3 separate regions of the Homo sapiens genome follow, and regions 2 and 3 are each linked to region 1. Evidence: chromatin loops called from intact Hi-C (ENCODE). Cell type or tissue: HepG2. All regions are shown on one strand. Region 1 overlaps LOC101929710 (a long non-coding RNA gene). Region 2 overlaps LOC101929710 (a long non-coding RNA gene). Region 3 overlaps LOC101929710 (a long non-coding RNA gene).

The links. Peaks named below come from ENCODE experiments on the same cell type or tissue, not always from the same donor. Only the 100,000 strongest peaks of a DNase experiment are listed, where the experiment ranks them.
Region 2: it touches region 1 in a loop (5-fold over the local background); 2 of 110 quality-filtered maps call a loop at or near these places.
Region 3: a loop joins it to region 1, with 4 times the contacts of the local background. A loop is called at or near these places in 2 of 110 quality-filtered maps.

What each region holds. Positions count from the first base shown.
Region 1 is chr5:96,115,467-96,120,466 of GRCh38, reverse strand. The region is part of intron 1 of LOC101929710 (a long non-coding RNA gene); the gene reads right to left. It also overlaps a transcript of CAST not described here. Among named protein-coding and RNA genes, the nearest start is that of MIR583, 39 kb to the right of the region's middle. In HepG2, no CTCF peak of the experiment used is centred here; a DNase peak (open chromatin) is centred at 2,266; H3K4me3 peaks cover 345 bases.
Region 2 is chr5:95,982,790-95,987,789 of GRCh38, reverse strand. The region is part of intron 1 of LOC101929710 (a long non-coding RNA gene); the gene reads right to left. LOC105379096 (a long non-coding RNA gene) reads left to right here. Exons shown (of 4, transcript XR_001742447.2): 4 at 1,436-1,524. It also overlaps a transcript of CAST not described here. Among named protein-coding and RNA genes, the nearest start is that of ELL2, 23 kb to the right of the region's middle. RefSeq lists an enhancer at 431-725. In HepG2, a CTCF peak has its summit at 2,325 (motif pointing left); DNase peaks (open chromatin) are centred at 629 and 2,288.
Region 3 is chr5:96,295,067-96,300,066 of GRCh38, reverse strand. All of the region lies in intron 1 of LOC101929710 (a long non-coding RNA gene), which reads right to left. It also overlaps a transcript of CAST not described here. Among named protein-coding and RNA genes, the nearest start is that of PCSK1, 140 kb to the left of the region's middle. In HepG2, no CTCF peak of the experiment used is centred here; DNase peaks (open chromatin) are centred at 1,046, 1,956 and 2,586; H3K4me3 peaks cover 684 bases.

The DNA.
Region 1 (5,000 bases):
TCTCATGAAATTGACAGGGAATATAGAAAACCAGACTTGCAAACAGGATAGGAGCAAGGCCAGGGATTACTTACAGGGCAATATCTCTGGAATGCATGAGCTCCAACTGTTGCTTCCGGCTTTGCACCATTCCACTCAAGATTCAATTAACCAGGAAAATCCAACTTTCCAAGCTTAGGTCACATGCCCATTTCTTGGCTCATACCCAACAGTAGAAGGTGAGAATCAAGGGCTTCTCTAGCAGGAGCCCAAGGCAGTTTTATTCATTAGCCCCAGTTCCTCAGGACTGCCCTCAGTGGGAGAGAGATAACACCCCAAAAGGAAACCTGGATGCTAATAGGAAGGAAGACTGAATGCTAAGAAGCCTAGACTAGGAAGCTATTTATGTCCATTAGATACTATTTGCTATCTAGTGGATAAAGGCAGAATTATAAGTGAAAGATATCTCGGAATAAAACGTGTTTCACAAATTGACACATACTTTTCAGTAAAAAGATACTGGTGATGTCCAGCTGTCATTTTACCCTCTCTAGATAAAAACATAATCCTGGTTCTTACCAGACTGCCGTGGAGATTATTTTGCTGCTGAGCGGTCACACAAAGTTTTTGCTTGAAAGGCCTTAAATCTCTAGATATGCCATTTTGAAAAATATTTAATTTGCTTTTTAGGCGTACATAATACATAACACATATCTACTACACCTTCCTCTCAGAAGAATCAAAGGAAGTATATTTTAACTGGTTCATAGATGAATAACCTTGTGACATTCTGACTATAAACAGCTGAATAAAGGTTCAAATATGTCATCTTAAATCATTCTTTTCACTTTCTTTAGATAGTTTCTTTCCTTTGAACAGAAAATATATATGTGAAAACATAATAGTCACTCATTCTTTTAGTAACAGATTATGCAAACCCTCCAGCTTATATCTCCAGGGTACAAGCTGGTGATATGAGCCCCAGACCTTCCAAACAAGCAGCTGCTGCTCTGATCTAGTCAATTTTGCCACTTAGGAATGCACATCTAGAGATCCCAGGTCTTCCCATTTTTTAAAAGAAGCTGGGATTCCAGATTTTTTTAATGTGAAACCTCTAGATTTTAAATGCTGGAAACTTTGGGGTTTGGGTTGTTTTTGTTTTTACTTCTGTTTTAATTTTTGAACACCATGCTGAAAACTTTTAAAAATTTTTTTCAACTCTATATAGGTCAAATAAAACACCTAAGTGTGACCTCTCTGGTCTCCATTCCAAATACCTTCAAGGTGTGATCAGACCTCAATAGAGATCCCTTGACTTCTTTTGTCTATTTCCAATAATAACAACACAATCCTTTTTTCCCCTCATGGGAACCAGATTAAGTCTATGGCAAAGACATGTGATTCTCTGATAATTCCCATTATAGTCCAACTGCAAGCACAAAATGATGCATGCATTTAGAGCAATTTAAAAACGACATTTTCCAATGAAGATACGGAAGTACCCTGGCTTGCTGCTCTCTGTATAATGTCCAGTACCACAAAGGGAGTGTGGTGAAACTAGTTAGGGTGAGACTGCCCTGCTGATTGGAGTAGCCCATGAGAAACACATGAACTTAGCTAAAAGAGTCACTTAAGCAATGAAGTAACTGACGCTAAGAAAAAAAAAAAAAGTATGCTGAAACAGTACCTCAGGGGAAAAAGCCACAATTAGAAAGAAGGCTCTTGTTAATTTCCCCAGCCCCAACCTTCTTCCTCAGCCCACCTTCCTAGTTCTTTTAGATGGATTGGCTTCTTTAAGTCAACTGAGCACCATGAACACCAGTCCACGAACACAATGGACCAAAAAAAAAAAAAAAAGCAAATTTCCAAATGCAGTTGAGAAGAAATTTTTATGGAATGTGCTCAGAGAATTGGTTAGTCAGTAGACATTTATGTAAATATTTTTAAGGTATTTATAAGTGACCTAATCCAGACAACAAGGCTTCCTTTTGCATTTTTTGCTCAGCACAGTGGAAGCTTTATTCACAAACTCTACGTGAAAGAAACATATTTTTCCATCCCATGGCTAAGTATCTGTAGAATCATTTCCTTTCTACAATGCAAACTTGGCCCATGGCTTATCCACTTACTCAGGTGAATGGCAAACCACAATTGGGAGAGGGAACAATGGGGCACTGCCCTGAGAAAGTGCTTTTTGCCTACTCAAAGCATTCACAAACATTAACCAATTAACTGGTAGGTGAAGTTGGCCTTAAAAAAAAAAAGAGAGAGAAAACTACAGCTGAAGAGATTTCAAAGCTTTCTCTACAAAGGGATTCAGTGTCTAAGTCTGAATTGGAACTTGGACCTTCCAAACATTAGCAGTTCAGAGATTCAACTCATGTAAACATTTGAAAGGTCAGCTGTTCATCAAATACTTTTCCAACTACAGCAAACGTATCCTTATTAAGTTTCTTTTGCAAAAGTTCCAAGGTGCTGAACACTCATCCATTGCCACCAATAATTAACAATTCCAAACAACCTAAAGACAGAGAACTTTTTGTAGGCATTTTGAAATTTCAGACTATCTTAGAAACAGGGGATGTGGAAGTGGTAACGGGCAAAAGGCATGCTAGGAAAAAGAACATCAGGCTGAATTTTTTTCCCAAGATTGGTTCTTCCCTTTTTCAAACAGATTTGCAGAAATAAGAAAATAGTTTGTCCTTTTCAAATAAAGAGTTGGTGCTTCCTGGAAATGGGCAGAGAAGTAAAAACTAAGCAAAACAATATCGTTTGGTCTAATATTTAAGACTTAACAAAACTTGGAGGCATAAATGGGCACTACAGTCATTCCTTATTCTATCCAGTTAACTTTGCTTCAAACATATCTGCCCAGAGTTTAATGACTTTAAAAAATTACCTGAAGTTCATATCTACCATAAGTTATTTCCCACACGTTCTTTCTGCACATCTGACACGCGGAAAAAATCACAAGCCTAATTTAAACAATACCATTTATTGTCGAACTTGAGAACTGAACAGCTACCAGCTTTAAAAGGTTTCCCTGAGTCTCACACACACACACTATTTTATACTAGTTTCTACACGGACATGGTTAACGTGACAGGGTTATGTGATGAGCTATGTGGTACATCACCAAGAAGAGAGGACTCTTGTGAAAGCAGGGTTTAAATCTCTATGTCGGATTCAAAATTAATTTGAAATAAATGGTAGACCTAAATATAAGAAACTATTAAACTTCTAGAATAAAATCTCTGTGACATTGGGTTAGGCAAAAATTTCTTAAGCAAGACACAATTAGCACAATAAAGAAAAAAAAATAGGTAAAATGAAGTTAATCAAAATTTAACATTTTTGCTCTCTAAAGACACAAGTAAGGAAATGAAGCCATTGGAAAGCAGCAGCCAGGGCTGCTCACCTCCAAGGCGGAGATCCTTAACAAAGGCTTCAGGGTGACCAAGACATGAGCAAGCCAGGGTACAGCCACTACTGCCACCCCGCCAAGCATACAAAGTTCAAGTTGCCATGTGGAAAGTAGTCAAGAAGGAATGAGCCTTCTATGCATAATAAAACCCCATAATTTAAAAATAAAATAAAAATGCAAGCCACAAACTCTGAGAAAATATTTGCAAACCATATATTTGACAAAGAGCTTGAATCCAGAATACTTTTAAAAATACATACAACTCAGTAGAAAGAAGATACACTACCCAATTTTTTAAAAAAGTAAGCTAAAGATTTGCACAATGGCATGCAAATGAACAATATGCAAATGATGATATGCAAATAAACAATAAGCCTAAGAAAGATGCTCAATGTCATTACTCATCAAGAAAATGTACATTAAAACTACAACAAGAACGACCAGTAAACATCTACTAGAATAGCTAAAGTTAAAAAGACTGACAATATCATATGTTGCCAAGGATAAGAACAACCAGACTCTAATATATTGCTGGGGAGTACAACACAGTATAGCCACTCTGGGAAACAGTATGGCAGACCCAGCAAACCCACTTCTAGGTATTTACCCAAGAGAAATGAAAACATATTTCCACACAAAGAATTTTACATGAATACTCATAGCAGCATTATTGATAATTGCCAAATACTGGAAATAACCCAGATGTCCATCAACTGGTGAGTGGGTAAACAAATCAGAGTATATCTATGACATGAAATACTACTTATCAATAAGAAAGAAAAAACTACTGATCAAAACAATAATACAGATGGATCTCAAAAGCTTTATATTAAGCAAAACAATCCAGACTAAGAAGACTATCATATTGTATGATTCCATGTATATGACAATCTGGAAAAGGTAAAACTAGAGTGACAGAAAGCAAATCAATGGTTACCTGGAGCCAGAGGTCAGGAGAACGGATAAAATGCAAAGGGGCACAAAGGCTACTTTCTAGAATAATATAATTTATCTATATCTTGATTATGGTAAAAGTTATAATAGCTATCTACAATTACCAAAATTCATTAAACTGTATACTTCAAAGAGAAATTTATTTTATGTAAATCATACCTCAATAAAGCTAAAAAAAAAAAAAAAGAAAGAAATGACCATGTCAGGAAGTCTTCATTTCCTCCTGTTGTTCTACAAAATCTTGCTCTTTGAAATAGTCTGGGTACTTCACAATTTCGTAACAGATTCGAGGTGTCCTTTCAGAATGAACCCATTAAACATTGTACATCTGTGATATGTTTTGATATTGTTTTAGGTCAATAAGACACACCAGAAAACTGTAACAATGATTTGACTTTCTCCTTAGTCACCTTCAGAACACCATTTCTTAAAGCAGGAAGACCACATCTAAAGCTGGTATACTCACAGTGTAATGCAATTCAACAAGCCTTTATTGAGTGAGTGTCTGCTGCCTTGAACTCTGGAACCAGACTGCTATTAAATTGATTCTAATTACAGGTCTACCACTGAATAGTATCACCTTGGACAAGTTACTTATCTGTGCTTCAGCTTCCCCATCTATAAAATGGAGGTAACAGCCATG
Region 2 (5,000 bases), 130 kb after region 1:
GGACAGCACAGCAATAGACCCATCTCAATTACAATTCATTGAGTATCTACTGTGTGCCACATGGCTACCTTTGAGGAAGATACAATTTGGTCCCAATTTTACAGATAGAGAAACTAAGGCTCAGAGAGACTAAGTGACTTGTCCACAGATTTACAACTAATAAGTAGTAAATTCTGGATATTACATCTACATCTGTCCCTCTCAAGGCCTGATGCTTTTACACAACCTGTGGTTCTCAACACTGGCTGTGTACTAGTTGGTGTGCTCTTCAAAAATACTCATCCCCAGGTCCCACTCCCCAGAAATTTTTGTTTAATTGGTTGGAGGCAGCGCCTAGGCACGTGCATATCTCCGAAATTTCCCTGTACAACATCATCAGGTTGACTGACGCCCCCTATTCTAGTACAGGAAAACTATTTCCAAAAGGTAGTTGTGATGAGGTTCTACCTCTTCTCTCAAGCATGGTTAACAGGTTAGTGCTGAAAGAGAGAGAGAGAAAAAAAAGAAAGGGTCACACTCCTTTGTTTTACAGATCAAAGTATGAAACCAAGAGAGGCTACTCTAAGCTAAGGTGAGGTCACAGAGCTGGTGTTTGTATTAGAGCTGAGACTGGGGCCCAGGTGTTGAGTTATAGATAAATGCTCCAGCTTCTGGAGCTGTGGGGGCAGCAAGGGTCCGAAGGTCAGGAAAGCTCAGCTCAGGGATTTAAAGTCCCAGGCAGCAATCAGAAGCCCAAGGGCAGACAGGCTATGACTGTGCAGTACTTCACTATTTCTAGAGGTGGGAACACTCAGCTGTCCAGGCTTGTCTGCTTCATCCTCTCCATCTCCTTTCTGCCACTCCAAAGGTCCTTAGGAGTGGTCCACAGGCCTCTGTGCAGCATTTTTTACTCTGCCAAGGTTACTTACAATGGATATAACCCTACCCTGGCACATAATAGATGCTTACAATCATGAATGTGAAATGAATAAAAGTAGATTTGGGAACTCAAGATTACTGAGGCTACTCAGCTTCTAGGTGAGCTCAGATATCTAACTGTGAAAAATAACTCTTTAAGAAATCAAATTTAAAAATCCCTTCAGAACCTTTGCACTTTTCTCAGAAAGGTGGCTCCAGAAGACGATATCAGCCTCTAGGACAGGCTTATTTTTTGTTTCAGCAGCTGAAAAGCCTTGAAAGTGATTAAGTAAGAAGAGAAGATGAAAATACTGACAAAAAGTTAAAAAGAGGAATTTATACCATATCCATATGTACTCCAAGGGTCCTGTTAAGTACAGGCAACCTACATTTGTCCCTCTTAGGTTAGGCGAGAGTGCTTGAAAGAAACTGCCACAAAAATAGAATATGCTGCTATAAACATTATCACTCAGACTAGCTAAGTATTTCTTTCTCTTATATGATAAAGGAGTAAAAATAAAAATAATTTGTGTTTTAGATTGTCCTCAGGAATGATGTGTGGCTATAAAATGTACTGTGGAAATCATCTCTCCATTCAGGAACTCAGCACAGCTGCTACCATGAGGAGACTGCGTATGTTCTGAAGCTAACGAACCTGTGTTCAAGAATCTGCCTTTAGAAGTAACAGCACTGAAAGCCATAAGCAAAAAAATCTCAAGTATGATGGTAGCAAATAGCTTCACATAGAAACATCTACTCTGTTGGCAAGTGCCCTTTAGAAAGCAGGACTTAAATTCTTTTAAAACAAAATCACCAGTCATTCTTAGGAGTCTGCTGCTTGCAAAAGTAGGAAAAACAGGTTTTTTGAGCTACAGCTGCAGATTCAAAAATTAGTTTGTACCAGTTGATTTTGCTTTAGTAATGTAAAAAGTAAAAAACCCAAAGAGAGCAGTAAGAATTAGCTGAGGGTGTTTAGAGATGTCAAAGAAAATAACGGCAGAAAAAGCCACTTCAAATATCTCCAGATTTGAATTTCAAGCCACAGTTTCTTTTAAATCTGCTTTCCCAACCCCTAGGCCAGTTTTTCTTTAATAGTAATACGTGCCCAAGGTTTAAAAATAACACTGAGGTATTAAATAGAACATTAAAGTCCCCTAACTCCTATCTACTTTCAATCCTATTGCAAATCCCCAGAACATTCTTAAAATTATCACTGACTGTATCTTAAAAGGTTAAAGAAACATGGTGTCCAATGTGTAAATGTCCTAAGGAAGTCTGTTTCTCTGGCCTTGAATTTTCCATCAGGGGCCAGCTATGTAACTTAGGGAACGTGAGACACAGACTCAAAAGATGAAAGCTCAACTCCTCACTTCTTTCCAACCAGGTTTGTGCCTTTGAGCAGAGCATTTCCACTTGCTGGAATTCTTTTCCCCCTTCTGGAAAGTAAGGGAAATTAAAATGCTGACTCTTGGTTTGCTTCTATTCAAATCTTCTTTACTGGCATTAATAGAAACATAAAGGAGTCACAAACATAAGCCACATAGGTAATTTTATTTCTTTTTTCTTGTTGTTTCTTTTAGAGACAAGGTCTTAATCTGTTGCCCAGGCTGGAGTACAGTGGCACAAACACAGCTCACTGCAGCCTTGAACTCCTGGGCTCAAGTGATCCTCCTGCCTCCGTCTCCTAAATAGCTAAGACTACAGGTGCAGGCTACTACACCCAGCTAATTTTAAAAATTTTGTGTAGAAATGGGGTCTTGCAATGTTGCCCAGGTTGGTCTCAAACTCCTGGCCTCAAGGGAACCTCCCTCCTTGAACTCCCAAAGTGCTGGGATTACAGGATGTGAGCCACTATGTCTGGCCTTCAGCCATATAGGTAACTATAAATTTTTTAGAAACCACTTTTGGCTTTAATAATGCTCTTTATCTCAGTATATTCAAAATATCATTCAACATATAATCAATATAAAAGCATTAATATTTTATGAATAAAAATATTCAACACGTAATCAATATAAAAACATTAATATTTTGATACTATCTCTTTTTCAAAGTAGGTGTTCAATGTCTGATTTATATTTGACACAAGACATCTTGATTCAAACTAGCCACATTTCAAGTACTCAGTACTTGTATCTAGTTACTACTGTTTAGGGTAGTGCAGTGTCATACCAGTGCTGGACATTGTTCCAAAGACACTCTATTTTGGTGAGAAGCTCACTTCTGTATCTCTGCCTCTGCTGCCAAAAAATATATATTATTGATTATTATTTGTTGGGAATGTCTAATTATCAGCAACAAAGTGTAGAATCTACTTGGATTTCTCAGAGAGTTTCAGTATTAGACCTTTGATTAATACCAGTGCTATTTCCCTGTAGTAGATTTGGTCTTCCAGTGACTTTTTCTTGTCTGGCTGAGTCATTCCCATTGAATTTTAGGTCACTTACTGTAAGCTTCACAGGATAATTAGGATAGAGTATCACTGTTAATCAACAACTTGAAAAGTATCATCTGCTTTTAAAAAGCAGATGAAAATACTAACTGACCTAAAAGGCGAAAGTAAAATTTAAAGTAAATGAATTTTACTTTATTTTCTCCAAAAATTAGCTACTTTCATTCATCAATCATGTTGCATGCCTCTCAAACCTCACACTAAGAAAAACACCTCCAGCCTCAACAAGCAGTGAAAAGTAGGTCAAATTTTTAAACACTACTCTGTTTTCCAATAAATTCAACAAATAATTCTTGAATACTTTCCACAGACCAGGAGCTGTACTTAGTGTTGAGGATTCCTGCCTTGATGGTTTAATTTCAAAGATTTCATCAGGTTAGCCCATTATCAGAGACTCTGGCATGTATGTTGGGGCAGGAGTATAGGTTTGCATTCTAGGGTATTTTTTCCTATAAAGCCTTCCCCTAGGATCTACATTTTTAAATGAGCCCATTTTTACCCCTCCAAATCTATTCTGTCTGCAAGACAAAATCTGCTGAAATATGTTATATACCACTTTTGGTGTATGCTGTAAATTAAAAATCAGCATGTTTATTGTAAAAGAAAATATTCAAGCAAATTAGAAGTCTGAAAAGAAAATGTTCCCCCTTCTCTTAATGCATTATCCCCAGGTGCACCCCTTAGAGGTGACCACTGTTGAAGTATTATTCTAAAACCTCCAAGCATATATAAATATGTACACACATATGAATACATATGCAAATTTTGAAAGAATATTTTTAAAGTAACATGTGATTATGAAGAAAATTCAAATAATACAGAAGCACATAAAAATGGAGTAATCTGTATTCACATACAATATTTGATGGCGTATTTTAAAGTAACACGATTATGGACAAAATGCAAATTGTAAAATGCAAAGTGAAATTTTTCCCTACCCCACATTCCCATAACCCAAAAGTAATAAAAAAATGCCCATAGTTGTGTCTTTGTGTGTGTGTGGATCTTTTGTGAATTTTTCTACAAATATATATAGACTATGCCTAACAGAGTTATGAAATGTGCTTTCAAATACTTTTTATTGTGAAATCTAATATATGCATAGGTAAGTGTACAAAACAACAAAGTGAGCCCTCTTGCAACAACCACTCAGGTTAAAAAGCAGAGTACTGCCAGCCCTCTTCAGGACTTCTAATCACTACCCCCTCTCACCCTCTCTCTCAGAGGTTTCCAGTATCCTGACTTTTAGAGTCATCAACTTGTTGTTGTTCTTATTAATTTTATTGCCTAAGCACACATCATTAAGCACTATAACTTTGCCTGTTATTAGAGTTTAAGTAAATAGAACCATACCATATGTATTTTCTTGTGTCTGGCTGCTTTTATTTACAAAATTTGTTTATTTTTAACTTAATACATCTTGGGGCATCTTAGTGAACATATATAGAATTGCCTCATTCTTTCATTTTCATGGTATAGAACTGAACATATTTCCAAATGAATAACCGAATTATTTTCACGCTTTTTGATCATTATAAATAATGTTGTAAAAAATATCTTGGGCATTTGTCTTTATAAATTAATTTTTTAAAACTTAAAAAGTAATCCTACTACTAATGTAAAATTAGGTGGAATATCAATTATTTCAGAA
Region 3 (5,000 bases), 180 kb before region 1:
CAAGAGATAACCTACAAATTGAGAGAAAATATTTGCAAGCCATACATTTGATAAGGAATTAATATCCAAAATACATAAGCAACTCAAACAACTGTAAAGAAAAGAAATAACTAGATAAAGAAATGTGCAAGGAACCTGTTAAACTGTTAAATAACTGTTAAAAAACTGTTAAATATTTGAGGTGATGGATATGTTAATTAGCTTGATTTAATCATTCCACAAAAAAAATCACATCATCACTTTGTACCTCAAAGATATATACAACTATAACTTGTCAATATATAATAAAAATAAATACAATAGAAAATAAAATTCACATAGCACTGAAATTATAAAGCATAGTCTTATTAGACAAATTTTCTACCAAACCACATGCTATGGATGTATACGTGAATGCTGAAGATAAATATTACTTCATATCAGGGTCATTTACCCAGAGCTTCTAGTAGTAGTGCTTCTATGAAATATGCATGCTTCAACAAAGCAGGGACCAGTGTGCTGTGGAGGAGGAAAGAGGATTGCACTCAACAGGAGCATGGGAGCAGGGGAGCCAAGAAGTACAACTTTACCAAAGAGAAGGGCATTGTGATATTTTCTAACACTGTGATTTGCTCCCCCAGCCGTTTCAGTTAGCTACTAGAAGCCATGGCTAACCACTTTAAAGTGACACTATTAGAATATTTCAGTCTTTTTCTATTGCCTTCTTTTTTTGGTGCTTCATTGCCTTTGATCCCAGATCCAGCTAATGAATCAATTACATGTTTTTTGTTTGTTTGTTGTTGTTGTTGTTGTTGTTGTTGTTGTTGTTGTTGTTGTTTTGAGACTGAGTTTTTTGCTCTTGTTGCCCAGGCTGGAGTGCAATGGTGCGATCTTGGCTCACTACAACCTCTGCTTCCCGGGTTCAAGCAATTCTACTGCCTCAGCCTCCCAAGTAGCTGGGATTACAGGTGCCCACCACCACGCCCAGCCAATTTTTTTTTTGTATTTTTAGTAGAGACGGAGTTTCATCATGTTGGCCAAGCTAATCTTGAACTCTTGACCTCAGGTGATCCATCCGCCTCGGCCTCCCAAAGTGCTGGGATTACAGGTGTGAGCCACTGCTCCTGGCCCAGTTAAAAATTTACTAGGCCTTTTTAGAAATAGAGAATTCTGTCTTTAATTTTTAAGGCACACACACACACACACACTCTCCTAATTTAGGGTCCTGAGAGCTTAGCATTTTTCATAAATCTTCTCCCTAACTGAAATTGCTTAAAGTAGCTAATATGTGGACCCCTTATTCAAGTATTTTGGGCTTAAACTGTTATTTGTTTCAATTTCGATGGAAAAGGATATAAAAGCCTACATACAGACTAAAGTTTCTTAACCCATAGTTAGTGGTTTTCAAAAGCCTATGTATTTGTCAAGTGTAGTTCAAATTTGTTCTCAGGCACTAAAAAAATGACACTAATATTCCCAATAGAATATATTTAGAATTAATAATAATTGCTAAACTTCCCATTTGCCAGGCCCTGTCCCAAGCACTTTACTTTTAATAACTTATTTGGACTTCACAGCAATACACAGAAATAAGTACAATTACTTCAACAGTGAGAAATGAAGTCAAATACCCTTTCTGCATCCAGAATTCTGTCTCTGCCATCTAGTTGACCAATTACTCTTATCCCGTGTTAATGACTGCCAAATAGCAATTTGAAACAAAGATTAATTTATTGGATTGTCTAGCAAGGGTGGTCTGTATTACTCAGCTATGAGCACTTCTTACTAAGCAGAAACTAAAAGAAATAGATTTAAAGTCAAAAGAGGAGAAAGAGAATATTCTGAGCCCAGGCCTCTGGATTGTTTACATCCTGTTTTGTAACGGTGGCTTACAGGTTTTGCACCATTGCTACAGAGAAGCTTCTTTTCCAACAAGTCCAGGATGAATTGTGTAAGATTCCTGTGGGCCTAGGGTCATCAGGCTACACGCACATGTTTAAAGTTTAGCAAGATTTCTATTTAGCATTAAGCAAATACCATGTGGCAACAGATCTGTATATGTGGTAAGACTGGAGTTTGGCTGGAGTGAAATGAATGTGAATCAGATGCTTCTACATTTCTCTATTCTCTGAGAGCACCCGCACATTCACCACAAAAAAGACCATAGGAGATGAACTCTAGTCATTTCTAACTTGCTTACAAGCATTCTATTTAGAAATTGTTCTGCATATAGTGCTCCCGGGTCTTATAGGAAAGACACCATAAACTATGAAGAAAAATTTTGTTGGTTCTACTAGGATTTAAAAACGTGGAAGCCAGGCATAGCCATACCACTACTTAAGATAAAGAAAAAAAAAGAATAAAAGCAAACAAAAAATGATAGCTATTTCAGATTACTTGAGCCTAGTTCATCTTTGCCTCCTCTGTCACTAGCAAAGGATATATTTCTAATTCCCACTGGCTCAGGTTTATCTTCCTGCTTAGTTAACAGCAAGACATGAGGAGAGCATAAAAAAATGTGCCATGGGTTGATAGAGTTGCTGCAAAAATCTCATCCCAAGAGCTGTTTCATGTCAAGCATCTAGGTTGGGATGAGGGAAGGGATGACATCACCCCAGTTCTCTCCCTCACCAGCAGCAGCTTGCCACAGCAACAGCAAAGCCACCAGACACACACACTGCTACATCTGGTTGGATATGGAGGAAAACCTTACTCAGAGTAGAAATAAGAAATTGTCTATTAGGTTGCTTCCTTCTCTACCCCCAAGTTTTTCCTCAAATTATTCGTTTGAATAAAGCAGTTGTTGTTCCTTGAATTTCCCTTTCAAAAACATTCTCCTGGAAAGGACAACCACTCAGTCATATTAATTCCCTGCTCAAAACTTTCCAGCTAATTCTGACTCTTTATCAAATGCTACACATCAGTGACAAAATAACCTACTGGAACAGAAAGCTGTCTAAATATGTAAAAAATGAACTAATTTCTATCTTGTGCATTAAAATCTTTCTAAGAGAATGTAATTAATTGTTCACACTGAAAATATACTCCAGTTTTACAACTCTTATGATTTTATAACTGACACCAGAAGACATAAAAACAATTCAGAGTAATGCAAACCCAATTACCAAATATTATCGAATGTAGAGAAGCAATAGAAAAGCATCAGTTAGGGCCCAAGAGGGTAGTCAGCAAGCCATTATGAAATCTGAAGTTGGGACAACTTCCTAGCATTTCTGTTACTGAAAACCAGTCCATGATTAAAACTGAGGAACAGATAGCAAAGACACATTTTCCTCCAAACCTGCAGTATTACAATAGCCTGGATATAACCAACACAGTTGAGCAGACATCAGCAGAGAGTTAACACAACCAGCAACTAGGAGTCAGAAATTTACCCAAATATCTCTGCTCAGTTTCAATTCACAAGATTCTTGGTTTATCTGATACTATCTATTTTTAGCATCATGAAATTTGTATAGATTCACTCTTCAGGTTGTTTTGCAGGTAACAAAAATAGCAAAGACCTATCCTCTATAATCTGAGAATTTATTCTCCAGACACAAAAGGATGCTTCAACAGAAAATAATTTGCAAAGAATTATAAAACAATATGACAACAACCATAAAGTAATATCTTATGAATTTAATACATATAAGCTGAAGATTTACATTAGAAAGTAATCAAACTAGGATAGGTTTAGCCAGAAAAGGCCTCCTGAAGATGGTTTTGTAACACATTTTAAAGGGACTTAACAGACATCAATTTTCAGTGGGAAGAATGGAAGGTACTAGCAAAGTCAAAGATACTGTATTATTTCTAGTGAAAAGACCATGATGTAGAGAAATAAAAGAGGATCTAACCAGGCCGGAGAATGTAGCAAACCCTGTAGAAGGAAACATTGTAATGTGGGATCTGAAATCCAATTAGATTTTTTGCATGTTGGCTAGTTTTATACTTGAAATAATACAGCTCCTCTTAAACAGGAAAAACTATACAAAACATTTGCACAAAACTTTAGGAATTTTATAGCATTTATATTCTCTCTAATTATAAAAGTAACAACTGTTCATGGTAGAACATTTGAAAAATATAGTAAAGTACAAAGAAGAGAGTTAAAATCTTCTATAATACCACATTTAGACATAACAACTGTTAACTCAGAGTCTTTCAATTTAGTCTGTGTATGTGTGTGTGCATATATATATATGTGTGCATACATGATGCCCTTTGTACACAAAATTGGACATCTTACTGCTCATACCATTTCGTGTATTTTTTCCACTTTCAATATTTTGAAACAAGCAGTCTGCTTTACGTGACACTTCTCATAGGACTTTTTTGTCATTCCGGTTTCATTGACACTTATTTTTTTCAATCTCCATTATGTCTGGCAAGTAGGAAAAATTTCAAATAAATCCCCAGTTATATTATCTGAAAGAAGTAATCATTAGCTGAAGAAATATCGTAGGTCGATACGAACATATTTTGGTTTCCTAGACTAAAATATTCAGAGATGACTAAGTTAGTAAAGATTTGATACACCCCAATTCTGTTAGGCAATAAGGAACTAACCTCTTGTTCCAAATATCGTTTGTCTCGTCTTCAAATTAGTGAAGAGACACTTTTGTTTACCACTGTCAATGTCATTATCAAATCCCATTTTTGAAAGAAGTGTGTCATGCCCAGGGCATAAAGTCCTCAGTGATTTCATTGGTTCAAAGAGGTTGCATTGTACTACTTTTCCATCACCCTCTAAATAGTGTGACATGGACCAAAGTCAAGCATGTCTCCTTCGAAAATCAGCTTATCCCACTCAGGCACAAAAGCAGTAGTTCATTTTTACTACATCTCCATGGGGGGCATTCGATTCAAAAGAGAGATTCAAAAAGCACTATAGTTACTCAAGGTAACAATTATTTTTCTTCATGAAAAAAACAAAGTTATTTCCATTATGCATTTGAGTTTCTTATTGAGAATTTCTACTAGTTTGTTTGCTTCAGTATTCTCCATAGTAACAAATA